Regions from separate parts of the Homo sapiens genome. Here region 2 is linked to region 1. Evidence: chromatin loops called from intact Hi-C (ENCODE). Cell type or tissue: PC-3. All regions are shown on one strand. Links, peaks and the distances in the headings refer to the core of each region. The heading gives the core; the rest is flanking DNA.

What was found. Hi-C counts contacts between places; a loop is a spot of excess contacts. Peaks named below come from ENCODE experiments on the same cell type or tissue, not always from the same donor. Only the 100,000 strongest peaks of a DNase experiment are listed, where the experiment ranks them.
Region 2: it touches region 1 in a loop (4-fold over the local background); 7 of 110 quality-filtered maps call a loop at or near these places.

Annotation. Positions count from the first base shown.
Region 1 is chr3:86,987,693-86,996,075 of GRCh38, reverse strand. It overlaps VGLL3 (vestigial like family member 3), which reads left to right and starts at 4,927. Exons shown (of 4, transcript NM_016206.4): 1 at 4,927-5,458. The coding sequence starts at 5,333. In PC-3, for the core only: CTCF peaks have their summits at 4,564 and 4,764; DNase peaks (open chromatin) are centred at 335, 2,205 and 7,645; H3K4me3 peaks cover 3,185 bases; H3K27ac peaks cover 2,437 bases.
Region 2 is chr3:87,164,635-87,173,017 of GRCh38, reverse strand. No RefSeq gene overlaps it. Among named protein-coding and RNA genes, the nearest start is that of MIR4795, 57 kb to the left of the region's middle. In PC-3, for the core only: CTCF peaks have their summits at 4,752 and 4,951 (motif pointing right); a DNase peak (open chromatin) is centred at 4,947; H3K4me3 peaks cover 814 bases.

The DNA.
Region 1 (8,383 bases), core at 126-8,125:
CAGTTGGAGAATTTGGAAACAAACATTTTGAGAAATTTGGTGGTGGGGGCAAAAATGTAGTGACTGTAAAGTCACAATTCAGAAGAGTTGGAAATGTTTAAGTCCATTTATTTAGATCAGGTACCACATCAGAATTGAACCAGAAAAGCGGTGGAGTAGTGTAAAAGGATAAATCAAAGAAGGGTAAACTTTGAGGAACTTTAGCTCAGAACTACATAGAATTAAATTCCATACCATTGCTGCTTTTTCCAAGTAATTGTGACACCCTTACATAGCAGAGACGACAATGAGTACACCAGCGGTCAGATCACATTCTCTGATCTGAGTGACTCACTCTTGCTAAATGCAATTGGCCCGCATCCCCACCCCATACACACACTCCTCTTCTTCAACTCCAAGTTGACCCAAGGACGATCTGATCAAAAACTTCTTCCTTTGTATATGTATGTGTGTGTGTGTGTGTGTGTGTGTATATATATATATTATATATAATATATATTATATATATATTATATATAATATATATTATATATATTATATATAATATATGTATAATATATATTATATATATAATATATATATACACACATACATAAGTAATATCTAGGAATATGTACACACATGTATAATGTATGTATGCATATACATATGCATATGTATTTGTTTATATATCTTTATTATGCAATTATGGAAAGAGAACTAAATCAAGAGTCAAGAGAAACAGGACTTTGGTTTTAGTTCTGCCACTAGTTCCCTAGAAGACATTAATCAGATCATATATTTACTTATCTATGAAAAAGGATGTTTTAAGCTTGATGATCCTTTTTATTATTTTCCACTTTAAAACCCTAAATAGTTACCCAGGGGAAGTCAGGTACATCTGCTTTCCTACTAGAACTCAAATGTAGATTTCCCTAACATGAATTATCGGAATTTTTATTAATGACCTCACTAAGACTGCAGGCTTTGACAAGCTATTTTCTCTCTCTGTCCACTTCTGTAGATTCTAAGTCTAGGTAGAATTAATCTTTACTCTCTTATCTTCTTCCAGCAGTACACAATATAGAAACAAAGAAAGGTATCAAAAAAGATATTGCATTGTAGGAAGATTTTGCCAAACACCTACAGACTTTTGTGTCCATGACGTATTAGTACCAAATAACTTTTTTTTGTCATAGAATAAATATTTGCACTAGAGGCCATAGGGAGCACGGAAGATGCAGCAATGAGGGGTATGGACATGTTGAATCAAGTTCTGGCTTTATTTTATCATTTGGAAAATATATATAGAATGTCTTCGAAGTGTTAGATATGGAGATGAACAAGATATAAATAACCTCTGCCAAAGTCTAGCTAAAAAGACAGATATTAAACTCATAATTGTACAAAAAAATCAACTACAGATAAAAGTTATTTGAAAAAAGTTGGAGGCATTAAACATTTGAACAGGAGGTTTGGCATTGAGAAGTGGCTGTCCTCACAAATTTGCTCTGTGTCCTAATTCAGTCACTTTATATTCTAGGTCCTATTTTTTTTTAACATCATAAGGATTTTCTCAATCTAACATACAGCAGAAAGCCTAAGACAGAGTTTGAAATCATATTCTACATTATAGCTTCACTGATTTTATATGTGCTCAGATCCCACCAAGAATTTGTAAGTTATTCTAATAGTTTTTGTTTCTCCTCCTATTATATACTTTACTTATTCAAAGAATATTTACTAAGCCAGATATCATATGATTGAAATTTAGTGAAATTTAGAGATAAAAGTCACAGTCTCTCCTCTCAAGCAGCCATGGTCATATTGGGGAAACAAGCAAATAAGCAACTTCAAATCAAGTAGTTAATTATTAGTATGATGGGAGCGTATTCTTAAAAGAACAAGAGCTGGTGAAAATAGGAGCATTAAAGCTGATCCTCATCGGATGTTTTGGAAGACAATTACATGAAGAGCAAGAAGGAGTTAACAAGTGAAGAGGGTGAGGGATGTGTTGGTGCAAATGCTCTGCTCATATGTAAAATGACATGCTGGTAGAAAGTACCACGGCTTCTTCGCAGAATGCAGATCTCAATTCAGATAGCTGGTAAACATTTGCAGGAGGTAGTGACATGGGCAGGGATCAGAATCTGAAGGTTAAAGAGTTGTTTCTACAGACTGCGGGATGTGACTGTGAAATTTTTAAAAGAAGAATGAATCATCATTGCACAGTTGGATTTGCAGTGGCTGGGTCATTAAAGAGTAGTATAAACTATGAAGAACAGGAAGAAGTCTCGCCTTGGGACCCGGAAATCACTAAGAGTCTCTTGCAGGAGTCTGAGTGAGAGATGCCGAGCAAACTAACGATTATAGCAACAGAGATAAGGAGAGAGTCAGTAGAAATGGAAAATTTGGGGTCAACTTGACTCCAAGACCAGGTGTGGGGACTGTGAGGAGAAGGAAGGAGTGCCAGAAGATTCCCACATTTCTAGCTGGGACAACTGGTAGTGGGGGAGTTTCAGTAGAGATGAAGATTAAAAAAGAGGATCAAACTGGGGACATGAGACAATCAGTACTATTAGGATTGAGGTCCTTATGTAACACCTATGTGGAGCTACCTAGAAAGAACTGAATAGATAAATCTGGAACACAGGAAGGGATCTGATCAAAGGAGGTCAATTTGGGAAAAGACAATAATAAACGTTTAAAGTAAATTATGAAACATATTATTGCTGGAAATACTCTTGTACTACAAAGAGCACAATTTAAAGTCCAAGAACTGTGCAAACCCTTAATAAATATGTTTTTAATATTCAGTGATAAAATGATTGAATAAAAGCTGTTGCGGCGTAGCAAAAAGTTCCTATCCAATTTTTATAGTGTCAGTGTGTGTGTGTATGCCTGTGTGTTTATACATGTGTATGTATCTGTGTACCTAGACATACACACAGACACTTATGTAAACATTAACGATATATGATAACTGTATATCTGCATTAGTGTGCTAGGGCTGTCATAAATACCACAAACTAGGTGGCCTAAAAAAACAAATTAAGCTGGGCATACCGTGGCTCACGCCTGTAATCCCAGTACTTTGGGAGGCCGAGGTGGGCGGATCACCTGAAGTCAGGAGTTCAAGATCATCCTGGCCAACATGGTGAAACCCTGTCTCTACAAAAGTACAAAAATTAGCCGGGCATGATGGCGGGTGCCTGTAATCCCAGCTACTCGGGAGGCTGGGGCGGAAGAATCACTTGAACCGGGAGGAGGTTGCAGTGAGCCGAGATCGTGACATTGCACTCCAGCCTGGGCAACAGAGCGATACTCCGTCTCAAAAAAAAAAAAAAAAAAAAAAAGTTAATTTTTTCATAGTTCTGGAGGATAGAAGCACAAGATAAGGTGTGGTCAGTGTTGGTTTCAAGGTGAGACCTTTCTTCTTGGCTTGTAGGTAACTCACTATGACTTCAGATGGTCTTTCCTCTTTGACAGAGCAGAGAGACAGGGAGTGGGGTTTGGGGGAGACATAGATATCTCTGGCGTGTTTTCTCTTCTTATAAGGAACCTAGTCCTATTAGATTAGGGCCCAACCTTTTAAATCTCATTTAACCTTATCACCTCCTTATATGTCCTGTCTTCAAATACAGCCATATTGTGGGTTAGGGCTTCAATATATACATTTTTGGGAAGACATAATTCAAACTATAAAAACATTAGTGCATTTGACTTTCAAACTGACTTTTTCTCTGAGAAAAGATAGACTGTAAAAATGAGAGATTGCTGTGAGTCATAAAAGAGGATGCCTACGTATAAGGAGAGATATGTTTGCTGAATCTCAGAGCTAGAGTTTGCTCATTTATAAAATGAGGCCCAGTGCGGTGCCTCATGCCTGTTATCCCAGCACTTTGGGAGACCGAGGCAGAAGGATCACTTGAGGCCAGGAGTTGGAGACCAGCCTAGGTAACATAGCAAGACCCCTTCTCTATAAAAAAAAAAATTAAAAAAATTACCTGGGCGTGGTAATGCACGCCTGTAGTCCCAGCTACTCCAGAGGCTGAGATGGGAGGATCTCTTGAGCGTGGGGGTGGTAGCTGCAGTGAGCTGTGCTCATGTCACTGTACTCTAGCTTGGGCGGCAGAAGGAAACCCTATCTCAAAATAAATAAAATAATGTGAGTATAATTATTTCTACTGATTATGTCAGAATACAAGTATATTCTCACAGACGTTTTTTTCCCCATTTTGGAGAGGGTCAGATCCAATTGCAAAGAGATAAACCTTTATTAGCGAATGGGCTTAATCAACTACCCTTTATTGCTCTGTGAAAACCAGGCTGTAAAAGCCAGAAATGGTGGACGTCTCACAGCAGTGTCATACCATGAAGATGTAAACTTAAAGCAGAGATTGCTTGTGGAAAACTGTGTTGCATTCTTGGCATGTGGGCACTTGCAGAGATGTTAACTTTCACTTATGATTATTTTAATGTAGGAGCTAATCCCCGTGTATTCTGCGCCTGCTCTGTTTTACCCCTTTGTACACTCGGCTTTTGTTTGGTCCCAGCCTCTGAGTTGGTGTTCCCTGTAAAATCTCCTTGGAGTAGGGAAGCCCTCGCCCTGGCGGCCAGGTGACAGAGACAGGGTGGGAACCTGCCGAGCCTTGAGGGCGCGGAGCCTCTGCATACCATTCCCCTCCCACCACCATCCCATGCTGGGAGGCGGAGAGGGCTGCAAACTTCGCTCCAATCCGCAGCCAGCCTTCCCCGGGGTCCCCCTGCAGGGTGACCCGCCCGCTGCAAAGCGAGTTGGAGAAACTTTGCAAAGTTCCGCGTCAGAGCCTGGGGAGGCAAAGTGCTCCCCCTTCTCCCCGGCGTTCCCCCTCCCTCTGCCCCCGCCTCCCTGTCCTCGCACAGCCGGGAGCACCCGTGATAGGACGAGCCCCGGGCGTGCATTGTGTATATGCAAACCGGAGCTGGGCTCCCCACGGCTGCCCGACCCGGGCCTGGGCTGTGGCTGTGACTGGCGCTGCCGTGGGCGCCGCAGCCCTCGCGGGAGCCGGACGCGGTAATGCCCCAGCGGCGCAGCGGGCGGCTGCGTCCCTGAGCCGCTATATAAGCGCGGCAGGGAACATCCGGAGGGGCTGAAGATGAAGGTGCCCGCGCATGGGCCCCCGCTGATTGCCAGTCCCTCCCGACCCCGCGCCCCGCGCGGAGCCCGAGGCCGCCGAGGACCCGCCTTCGCCGCAGTAGCAGCTGGAGCAGCGACAGAGGCGGCAGCTGCGGCGGCGGCGGCGCCCGCGCCCCTCGCGCCAGCGCGTAGAGCGGCGGCGGCAGCTCGGGGGCCGCCACTGCCCCGGCTGCCATGAGTTGTGCGGAGGTGATGTATCACCCCCAGCCTTATGGAGCGTCCCAGTATCTGCCCAACCCCATGGCAGCGACAACCTGCCCCACAGCCTACTATCAGCCGGCGCCCCAACCTGGCCAGCAGGTGAGTCACCGGACGGGCAGCCTGCTGGGGGCGGGGGCGAAGGGCATCGAGAGTATCGGTCTGGGGCTCGGCGACGTCCCGCCGGCACGCGTGGCGCAGAGGATGCTCTGGGATCTGCGGGAGCGTCCTTGAGCAGAAAGCCATCCCGAGAGAGCCGGGAAGGGAGAGCAGCAGGGTGGACGGGTGGGTGAGGCATGACCTAGCTGGGGGCTTCATTGAGCTGTGGTCACCGGAGCTCAGAGGCTGCTCCTCCTAGGCACCCTAGCTCTTAGGACTCAGTTCTCTGAAGCTCACCAAGGGCATCTATCTTAGGACCATGTGAGTAAACTTCCTTTCAACCAACTATTTTGTTTATTTGGAAAGATGGAATGTTTCAGGGTTTTATTGATGAGGAAGATGAAGTGCGCTGACAGAGGTAGGGGAAGCTACCTGGAGAGTGAGTTCACGAAATGATCTGGGACTTTCATGGGGGAACACTGGTCTAGCATAATGTCTATCGGGTGTTACTAGAACTTCTCCACAGAATCTTTCTCCCGGTGACTGTGACTTAGAGGACAGGGATGGATTCCAAGGTTCTTCATTCATTTTTTAATTCCAGCAAAGCACAGAGTTTGTACGTGTTCAGTCTGTTGACAGTGGGTCCCTCGGCCAAAAGGTTACCTTGAATCTCTGGATGCTGAGTCTCCACTCTTCCAAGAGTAACTGAAGATGTCCATAATAAGGGGTCGTGAACTGAGGAGATGATATAGTTACTTTAGAAGGAACAGTAGAGTTCTGGGGAATTTGGCACGAGGCGCCCTTGGACATTACTCTCTGGATACAACGGAGAGTGTGCCAAGGCTTAGTTAGTGCTACATTAAAATAAAAAATGTATGTGGCAAGGGCTGTACCAAAATAGAGTCCACCTCAGACTATGGGAATTAGGGTGGGCGGATTTGGAGAAACTTAAAAAAAATAACTAGATTTGGTTAGGAAATTACCATCCATAGAATATATTGATTTATTTCTTTTTACTTTCTTAGGTACCACATGTTTTATTGCAAACCTTCTTAGGTTTGGGCTGTTAATTAATCTGACATTTTACTTTCTGTATTTCCTCTACTTCTGTCTCTTTGCTAGAATTACAGTGCTACTCTTTAGAAAGAAATCTAACTTTCCGTTTAGAATTTAGGAACTATGAAATTCAGCTAATTCTGGAAGGGTACATGCCCCAGATTCATCTGCTAAATAGTACCAGCTTAACCAGAACCAATTAGGGCAAAAGAGGAAGGAGCCCTACTTTCTTGCTATCCTCTTAAAAAAAATATTCAGCAGCACCAGCATTTCAAAGCATCTCTGATATTACAGAGGTCTTCAATTATCATTTGGAATGTGGATGAGCAACAAACTAAAACTTCTCTACATGTTCAGAAAGATACTTTCCTCCTTTATAAAATAACAAACTAGTAGAAGTTGTTTCAAATATGGCTTTATTTTTTAGGGTTGTGAAATTAATGAATCTGTGGTGTGGAGTTAATACTGTAACACTTTTTTTTGAGCTAGAAAATAACATTCGGTATCAGAGAAAATGGCAAATTGCCAATCATAAAAGTTTTCAATAAGAAATGACTCCAGTACTTTATATAATGTTTGCAATAGCCCTGAGACTCGGTCCCCAAATTCATTTCTTTTGCTAAAACCGTCAACATACTGAAGACAACAATTTTAAAAAGTAAAAAATAAAATAAAATAAAAATCAGGAAAACTCTGACCATTGAGCTTCTTAAAAAGAAAACAATTTATCTACATTGATTGGTTACATAATGATCAACTTCTATATTTTGGGCTTTTGTAGACATTGCTTAACTAGATGTTAGGCTGAGTGAGCCATAGGGAGGTGCTTGGAAATTTTCATGTTGCTTTTTCTTCTTTTTCTTCTCCTTCTTCTTCTTCTTTTTTTTTTTTTTTTTTTTTTTTTTTTTTTTTTTTTTTTTTTTTGGTCAAGTAAAGAAACTGTTTGACCATAACTGGCTAACGAAATAAAAAAAAAAAGACTTGACAGTGTAACTACTGTTCTTTTAGTGTCAGAAGTTTATTTTGATGACCTACATTTTCTATTGGAAAAGAGAGTAAATCAGGAAATTCTTATCAGGCTGACAGCATTTTTAGACTATGCAATGCGTGGGTGAAGTGGGACTAATATTGACTTGGCCCTAATGCAGTCATCCGAGAATACATATTTTGGTTGTTTTTGCATTCCATAAGGTTTTATCATTATTATCCATGAAGATTGTTTTCTCCGTACATGGGAAGTGACCCCTAATAGCATCTTGCCTGGGAGACAAAAGTAAGGGCTACAACTCCTACTGAATTTGAAAAATTGATTTTTGGAGAAGGAAAAAATGGAAAAGGAGCGAAGAAAAGTAACAGCAATCAAGAAATTTTAATAGCCATTTAAAAAATGCTAGAAAAGACAGCATTAAAGTTTTATATTACTTCTGTATTCAATTGTAGTAGTGTATCTGTCAACTAATTTCCCCCTCAAACTGTATGGCTCTGAAGTCCTTATTAATTACTGTATCAAAATGATTCCTTATGATGGATTTTAAACACAGGTATATTTTTCCTCTTAACAAATGATCATATAACATTGAGAATTATTTTGGAAATAACAGAACTTCATTATCCAGGCATGTGTACTCTCACCTGTTTTCCGATAAGCACAAATGTGCACCTGAAATTTAAGTTTAGGTTTTTGTTGAACATATTGCATGTTGTAGGTGGGTAATAAGTGAATGTCATTTTAAAAACCTAGTTAACTGTATATATATATTAGCTTGCACTGCAGTGTGTTACTTAGGTATACAGTGGGCTAAAAAGTCAAAGTAAGCTAAAATATGTGCAAAGTATACATTTTATTGTCCCTGACATTAATTACTAGAAATT
Region 2 (8,383 bases), core at 155-8,154, 180 kb before region 1:
CTAGAAAAATATCTCAGGGTCTCAGGACTAAAATAAACAGAATTTCTACCATATGTAGAATTGAAAAACTATTGAATTTTGCCCAATTCAGAATAAGGCAAAGCATGAGTAATTACTTTTTTCTCTCTTTTCATTATAGCTACAGGGCAAGAGTATGAAAGATGAGCAATTATACGATGCTCTTAATTGATACAAGAAGTCAACTCAGTTAACTCATGGAAAACCAGTTTCTATTCTTTCCCCCACACTTCTTTGTAGAAGAAATTTGTATATTGAAGATAATTACTTGAACTCTCATTTTCATTTCTATACTATAAAAAATCAATAGATTTTTAAAAATGTTTGGAGAAGACGCGTAAATAGAAAAAGGAGCAGTAAAGAAACAAATATCTCCATGTAGAAAGACTTTAAAATGTTTGTGTTGGTATTGTTTAAGTTACTGTAAAGAGTATCTTTTCAAAAGAAAAACTAAGAATAAAATGGAATAAACTGGGGGGTGAGCATAGGCGTCAATTAAGTATGGTTTCCTAACAGATTAACAATAAATATATCAATTAGTATTTAGGAGGGTTATTTTGCGCTAAAGGAATAAATGATTTTTTCATTAAAGTTCAAAGAATATATGTAACATCTCTAAAGCAAAATTACATTTCCCTACATAGTTTGTAAGTAATTGGAGTATGTATAGTATCTCCACTGTTATCCCCCTAATCCATCTTCCTAATTTAGTCCTCATGTTTAGATCTCTTCTGCCTTAAAGAAATACCGCTTTTTTTTTCTTTGGTGGTGACTAGTCTGAGCACGTTATCTTTCCTAGGGCCTGAAACAGCACAGAGAATGTTGGCATTAGATTAGATAGATAGATAATGTTATAGATTAGATAATTACCACAAAATAGTATAGTGAGAAAAGTTCAAGTTTTGCACCACACAGATAAGAGTTCAAATACAAACATCACACTGTGGCTTTCAGCATATCATTCCAATTCTCTGAATCCTAATTTTTTAATTTGTACAATGATGATAATAATTTGCAGCTTTGTTGAGATAATTTATAAAGTGTATGGTACATGATAGGCCCAAATAAACAGTAGCTGTTATTATGATATCAGAGTGAAGTATGCTGTAATTATTTGCTTTATGTGTGGCTGTGTGAAATTTTCTCACTATTCCTAATTTCTGTGTTTATACAAACAGGAAAAATATATTAATACCACATGAAATACAAAGCTGTTTGTAGAAATTCAATAGGAATACGGACAAATCAACAGGCGAATAGTCCTATTAATTAATACAATCATAAAAAGAAAAGAAGTTACATGTTAAAAGTAGAAAGAGTAAGAAATTAACTATGAAAGTCATGACTAAGAATTCATCTTAGGGATGGAGTAACCCAGTTTTTATACTATACAGTCTAAAACTTTCAGAAAATCATTTAGATTTTTCCCTTGTATTTCCTACTGGTCTAAGATTCCTTTTTTATTTTTCAACCCCCCAAAAAGTAGATATGAAGATGATGGTTATGTTATCAATGTGTGAGAGAGAACTTTTTAAGAAGTATAGCAAAATTTATGCTACTGAGGAGAGAAGATAAAGCCTTTTAAATTATTCATATTGATAGAAGTTTGACTACGCAAAAACTTTGCCAAAATAAATTTAGAGGCATTAAATCTAAGATTCTTTATTGCAATTTTAGAATTAAAATTCCACAAGAAAAATATCAGAAAATTTAGACTTCCTTTTGGAGATAAAGAAGTTCCTTTTGGTTTGCCATTCCTATTCATCCTTCTGTTTTTTGGTCACTTATATTGTGTTGGTATTACACTATTTTTGTGTTTTGAAAGTATTATTTCACAAATGAACACATTGAAAGTGTCACTTGATAACTATATTATTTCACTATGCATTCAAATAACAGTGAGAAATATTATGACAATATGTGAGGTGTTTCTAGAGTTGCAGAGATAAATTGATCAAAACAAAGAGATCTCTGCATCTGCCCAGCATGAAAACACCTTTTAATTTAAGCTGAACCGATCTTCTAAGCATACCTGAGACAATTTGTTCTACTCAGATCTCAGTCATGCTCTCATACCAATTAAAATGATGAATGACATAAGTTTTACAATTGTGAAAAAATATATATATTGTAAAACAATATATGTCTATGGTATGTTTTTATTACAGTAAAAAAGCCTTTAAAATACTTAGTGCAATACGACATGGCTTTTTTCCATAATTGTTTGGAACTTGTGTTTGTGTTATTCTTCTCTGTTGGCACACTACAGTATTTATATCAACTTGACTTAACCTGTGGGCAATGTATCAGCAGGCGTAGGCTTTCACGCAGTGAGTGCAACCTTTAATGGGGAGTTATTATCAACATTCTTATTAGTAATATTTATATAGTGTAATAAATATGCTTATTTCTAAACTGGTGTCAGCAAAGCAAGTCCTTGCCCTGATGATCTAGCTTTAGGGTGCTGTTATTCCTTAGAAATCACATTTGTATACATGATTTGGACCAAGCCATGCAAATACTTCTCTATTTATCCTTCTGATTTAAGTATCCAGCAGCCAGTTATTTGAGGTGCACACAAAGTAACTTGAATGGAACCCACTACTTCTAAATACCCTAACTCACTAAGAATGAAGCCCAATTCTGATTGTTTATGAATTATCCTGGTTAGCTTACTACATGGAGATGAACTATGTTTTATTGTTCAAGCCAGGACAATGTTGATAGTGCAAGGGGCCCTCATTAACAACCTGGAAGAAAAACCATAAATCAGACTGTCTCATGCAAATCAGGCACCTTTTTTGTCAGCTTTGTTATCTTTGCAGCAACTTTATTAATAAATGCTTCTTCACCTCTCCTACTAGTCATCCATGTGAATTCAAATTAGGAAGCTTCAGCTCCACCATTTACTGGTTGTACAACATTGAGAGCTCAAGTCTTCTAAGATCTCTTCACTCATCTTCAAAATTGACATGATAGACTGGAATTGATGGCTCATGCCTATAATCCCAGCACTTTGGTAGGCCAAGGTGGAAGGATTGCTTGAGGCCAGGAGTTCAAGACCAGCCTGGGCAACATAGTGAGATTTCGTCTCTGCTAAAATAATAATAGCAAAATGAACATAATAATGTGGATGTTGTCGTATGCAAAGGGCTTATCACAGTACCTGAGATACAGTGAGTACTCAACTGATAGTGATTACGATTATGACCATTTCCCTGGAGGATGCCCAAATTGGAGGTATTGATGCTGTCATTGAGCAATGTAGTTTATGAAAGTTGTATACCATGGCACTTGCCTGAAAGATAGGAGGTAAAATCTGGATGGTATTACTTTAGAAAGCACTCATTTCTTTGTGTAACATTAACAAAAGAATAGATGTGTAAAAAATTTTTTATCAAATACAGATATTCCTAGAGAATTCCTATGGCTTTTCCCCACACTTTCAAGACACATGTGTTTTCTAATATCTTAGGAGGCTGGCCCTTAATAACACAGCAAGATAAGGTAAGCACTCACTAAGCATCTTTCCAAAATAATAGTTTATGATGAAAAATATGAATCTAATATTTACAATTCATACAGTGACATGGAAAGTTTATTTAACTGGCCCTAGTTTCTGTCTATAAAATGTGGCTTATTAGAATGCCTCGCATGATTCAATATAACAATGCATGCACTTATCATAGCATCTAGAATATAATAAGTAATCAGCAAATATTAGCTATTCTTTATTATCTGTTCTATGTTTCATCTCACGGGATTACTTCTCTGTTTAACAAAATGATGCTTACTATATTTCAACATTTCTTTAATTGAAGACACATCATTATGCTATATGCCACTAAAGTAAAATAAAAACCACTATTACTAAATAAATTATCTGACACTATAGATTATAGTACACATCACACTTTCAAAAATGTTACATATAAATTTAAAATGTGCATTTTTGAATCAATGAATGTAATAGACAATTATGCCAAACAATCTGTTTCAATGCATTGATGAAATCAAACTAGAACATCTTCTTAAGCATAAGTGAATATATATATATATATATATATATGTGTGCTTATATTAAGTGCATCTGAAGATCTTTTAAAAATGCAGATTAGGAATCTGAAAAATCAATTTCTAAATTAGATTCCGACTTTGGGGTTGACTATGATGTTCTGCTTAAAAATGCAGATTAAGAATCTGAAAAAAAAACCTATTTCTAAATTAGATTCTGACTTTAGAATTGACTCTGATGTTCTGCATTCTTAACAAGCAGCCAGGTGCTGCTGATACAGTTTGCTGGGGTCTACACCTTGAGTAACAAGGAACAATTCTGGCCTCCTGGCTAATGGTCATTTTCTGAAGATAATGCTCTCATTAGAATGATGGAAAGGGTGTTTTCAAACTGCTTGTGCCTTATAGGTAGAATATCTACTACATATGTTCTTATCCTCCATCCCTTTCTTCCACTTATCTCTTTCTCTGCCTCCCTGTCTCGGTCCCTGTGTGCCTCCCTGTCCCTTTGTCTGTCTCTCTTGCTCTCTCGCACCCACGCCTGCATCCACACACACACACCCCACACAGCATATGCATACAAATACACACACATGAAAACATAATGACCCACAGATACTTCAGTTCTGAGCTACATTGTTTTTGCAGATCCCTTCGTGTCAAGATGTGAACATCCTCCCTTTCTTAAACAGAAAACACTAGGAAAGAACAATGCACTGGGCAGAAAGTTTATTTTAACAGTAGCCTTTTGTTTGATATTTAGTTGATATTCTAACAGAATCTGGTTTATCCAGAGATAGCTAAACTGGGGTTACTACAACTCCTTTGCACGCTTTCAAAGGTTTTGCCTGCTTTCAAAGGTTTTGCCTAACAGCAAGGCAATCAGTTGACCAGAGCTGACGATGTTTTATTTGACCAACAGATGGCAGTAGCAGTCTCTTTTTTTCCGTGTAGAAATCAGAAAATTGAAACTAACCTATTCATAAGGTTTTTCGAAAAGCACTCATCAACGTTTTCTGGGTTCTTTGAATTCTTAGCTGATTTCAAAATGTTATCTCATTCTTTGAGCACTGGACCACTTAATCACTCTTATAAAATGTAACCATATTTTCAGGAGACATGTTACCTACTAGATCCCTATTTGTCTAATTCAAATGGAAAACTAGGAGACCGAGACTGTCTCATTTCGCATATGCATAATTTTTTACTTTATGCATCGGGATATTCTGACTACACTAAAAATACATTTCTTTAAAGCAAAAAGGATAACTTACATTTCTGAAAATTACATACATTTGCAAATGAGCCAGAGTAAATCATTTCACCAATCTCCATCAAGATCAAATTTTCAGATCTAATCAGCTGTAAACTTCAAGGATATCTAATGTGTTTCCCTCTATAGTGTGTCTGAGAATATGTGTTATTTTTATTAGTAAATTTTGATTTGATGTATCTTTACTGAAGCATTCTCATACTCATTTCACCACATCTTTTATGTAAAATTTGGCAGGACTATATTTGAATATCTTTTTGTGGAGTTTCACATAAGAGATATAGAAAATATTTTTTAATCCTCACTGTTCTATAAAATGGGGCATGTGTAAATACAAATGTTTGTAACTGTAGAATGCTGTATATATACATATAGATAGGGTGTTTTAAGTTAAAAATAGCAAATTTTTAAAATTATAGAGGGTTGAAATAAATTATACATATATACAGAATTCCAGAATTACATACATATAAAACAGTTTTCTATTTAACATTTAACTACCACATTTAAGAGCATCATAATTTGCCTGCTAGCCTCAAATTTAAACTCAGAATATCATTAATACATTTAGATTCATTTTCATTCTCTCCTTTAAGCAAACCAGTAAATATTTATAATTTACCTGTCTTGATACCTTCTCTCCTTGATACCCTCCCTAACTCCTGGCTAGGGCTTTGTGTTATGCAGTTTTTGTTTTCTACATTTTCCATGACTTTATGCACTTGTCTGTTTTGGGGCTCAGTCTTGCTTTTAGATACTTAATTCAGAAATGAAAATAACACAGAAACTCTTATATTTATTCTCCATGGATATCTAAGTATAGATTAACAGAAAGACTGAATGTTTTCTTCTGAAATTGTGAATAAGATAAGGCTGTTCATTTTCACCTCTCTCTCAACTTAGTACTGGAACATCTAATCATGGCAATAAAGCAAGAAAAAGGAATAAAAAATACACAGATTAGAACAGAAGAAATAAAATTGTCTTTATTTACAGATGCCATGTTTGTCTACATTGAAAATTCCAAAGGAACTATAAAAAATGCTCCTAGAACTAACAAGTGAGTTCCACAAAGTTGCAGAATAAAAAGTCAACACACATTTCTCTGTTCTACAATTACTATGAGGAAGCTAAAATTAAAATACAGTGTCATTTATAATTACTCCAAGGAAAGTAAAAAAAAATTTTTTATGGTAACAAATCAAAGAGACATACTATGTTCATGGATTGGACAGCTCAACATAATAAAGATGTCTATTATTCCCAAATAGATTTATACATTTAATAGAATTCCTGTAACAATCTCAGCAGTTTTGTATACATTTAGACAAATTCTTTGTAAAATTTACATGGAAAAGGCACAGGGTCTAGATTAGCTAAAATCATCTTTAAAAAGAAGAATAAAGTGGGAGAAATTAATCTACCTAATACATAAGGCTTATTGCCAGACTGTGTGGTACTAACAGAAGGATAGACACATAGATACATAAAAAGAATAGAGAACACTGAAAAAGACAGACAAAAATATGCCAAACTGACTTGCACCAAAGGTGCAAAAGAATCCAATGAAGTAAGGATAGACTTCTCAACAAATTATACTGGAGAAATTGGACATCCATAGGCAAGGAAATGAATCTCAACCTAAAAATCACACCTTTTACCAAAAATGAAATCAAAATTAGCCATGGGCCTAAATGTAAAATTGAAAAGTATAAAACACTAGAAAAAAAATAGATGAAAATTACTGGGATCTATAGCTAGGCAGAGTCATCTTAGATTTAATACCCAAACATAAACTGTAAAAAAAGATTGGTACATTGAACCTCATCAAAATTTAAAACATTTTCTCTACGAAAGACACTTTAAAAGGATGAAAAGAGAAGCACCAGACTGAAAAAAAAAAAAACAAACTGGTATGTGAAACACAAGAACTTTCAAAATTCAGCAGTAAAAGCAATCCAATTAGAAAAAGCCAAAATCAATAAACAGACATTTCACTGAACAGGATATATAATTCTATGATTATCCCAGAATTAAAAGTTTAATTTTAAAAAGTTACAGGAAAAAAAGGAATTTAGCTAGGGAAGGTCAATTTTTTTCTAAATAAAAAATATCACAGAAACAACAACAAGAAAACTGATTAATGATACAATAGGCATAATATTAAAACCTTGGTTATAATAATAAAAATAATAACTTTCATGATCTTCATGATTTTTAAATGTATTCACATAAAAGAACTCATTCTAATTTTTACAGCAACCCTAAAAGTTATATGGATTTTTCCTATTGAAACAGAACATTGGAAAGGTTAAGGTCAAGAATCTTGTCATGAAGTCAGCAAGTAAAAGAGCTGAGATTAAATCTCAAAAAATTTTGGTCCATATGTTCTTCCTAGAATAAAATGAAGGTATTTCCACTTTAAATTTAGTTGCTTTTGATCAAGAGGGAAGATACTAATATTAAATTGAAACCTAAGAAATAATTGCTAAATAAGTTAGGTGCAAGCATCCTTCTCCAAAAAGTATATCTGTATTAAGTTATTTTTACAAAAACATCAGACATCTATTATCTATTATTGTACGGATGCTGTGGCCAAGTCAAAAAATAAGTATAAAATAATTTGCAGTCTATATAAAATAATTTAAGGAGGAAAAATAGATCGTTTCACACAAAATATCTTTTTACTATCCTATTATTATTTGTAAAAATCCTACCATTCTATGTATACTTTTGATTATAACACTGAAGTCTTCTCCAAAAAATAATGTCGTCATAAATGTTACTTGTGTCTCATACGTTTATCTCTTGGGAAGGGTAATGTGATATACCAGTAGTGTTAGTTAGTATTCTCAGAAGAATTTATTTTTTTCTATAAAAGAGTAGGGTATTAAAAAAATAAGTCATAGAATTGGTAAGTTTGATTTGGGGAAGGAGCCAGAACATTTCCATAAAGCAAACTAAGTTTAGGAAGATTGGCAGAAGCAGAATGGACCAATGTGAAGACTTAAGATCTGCGGCTTTCAAAATACTGTCCTCAACTCCAAAAATCGAAGTCTTTATTTGATTCATGTAGGC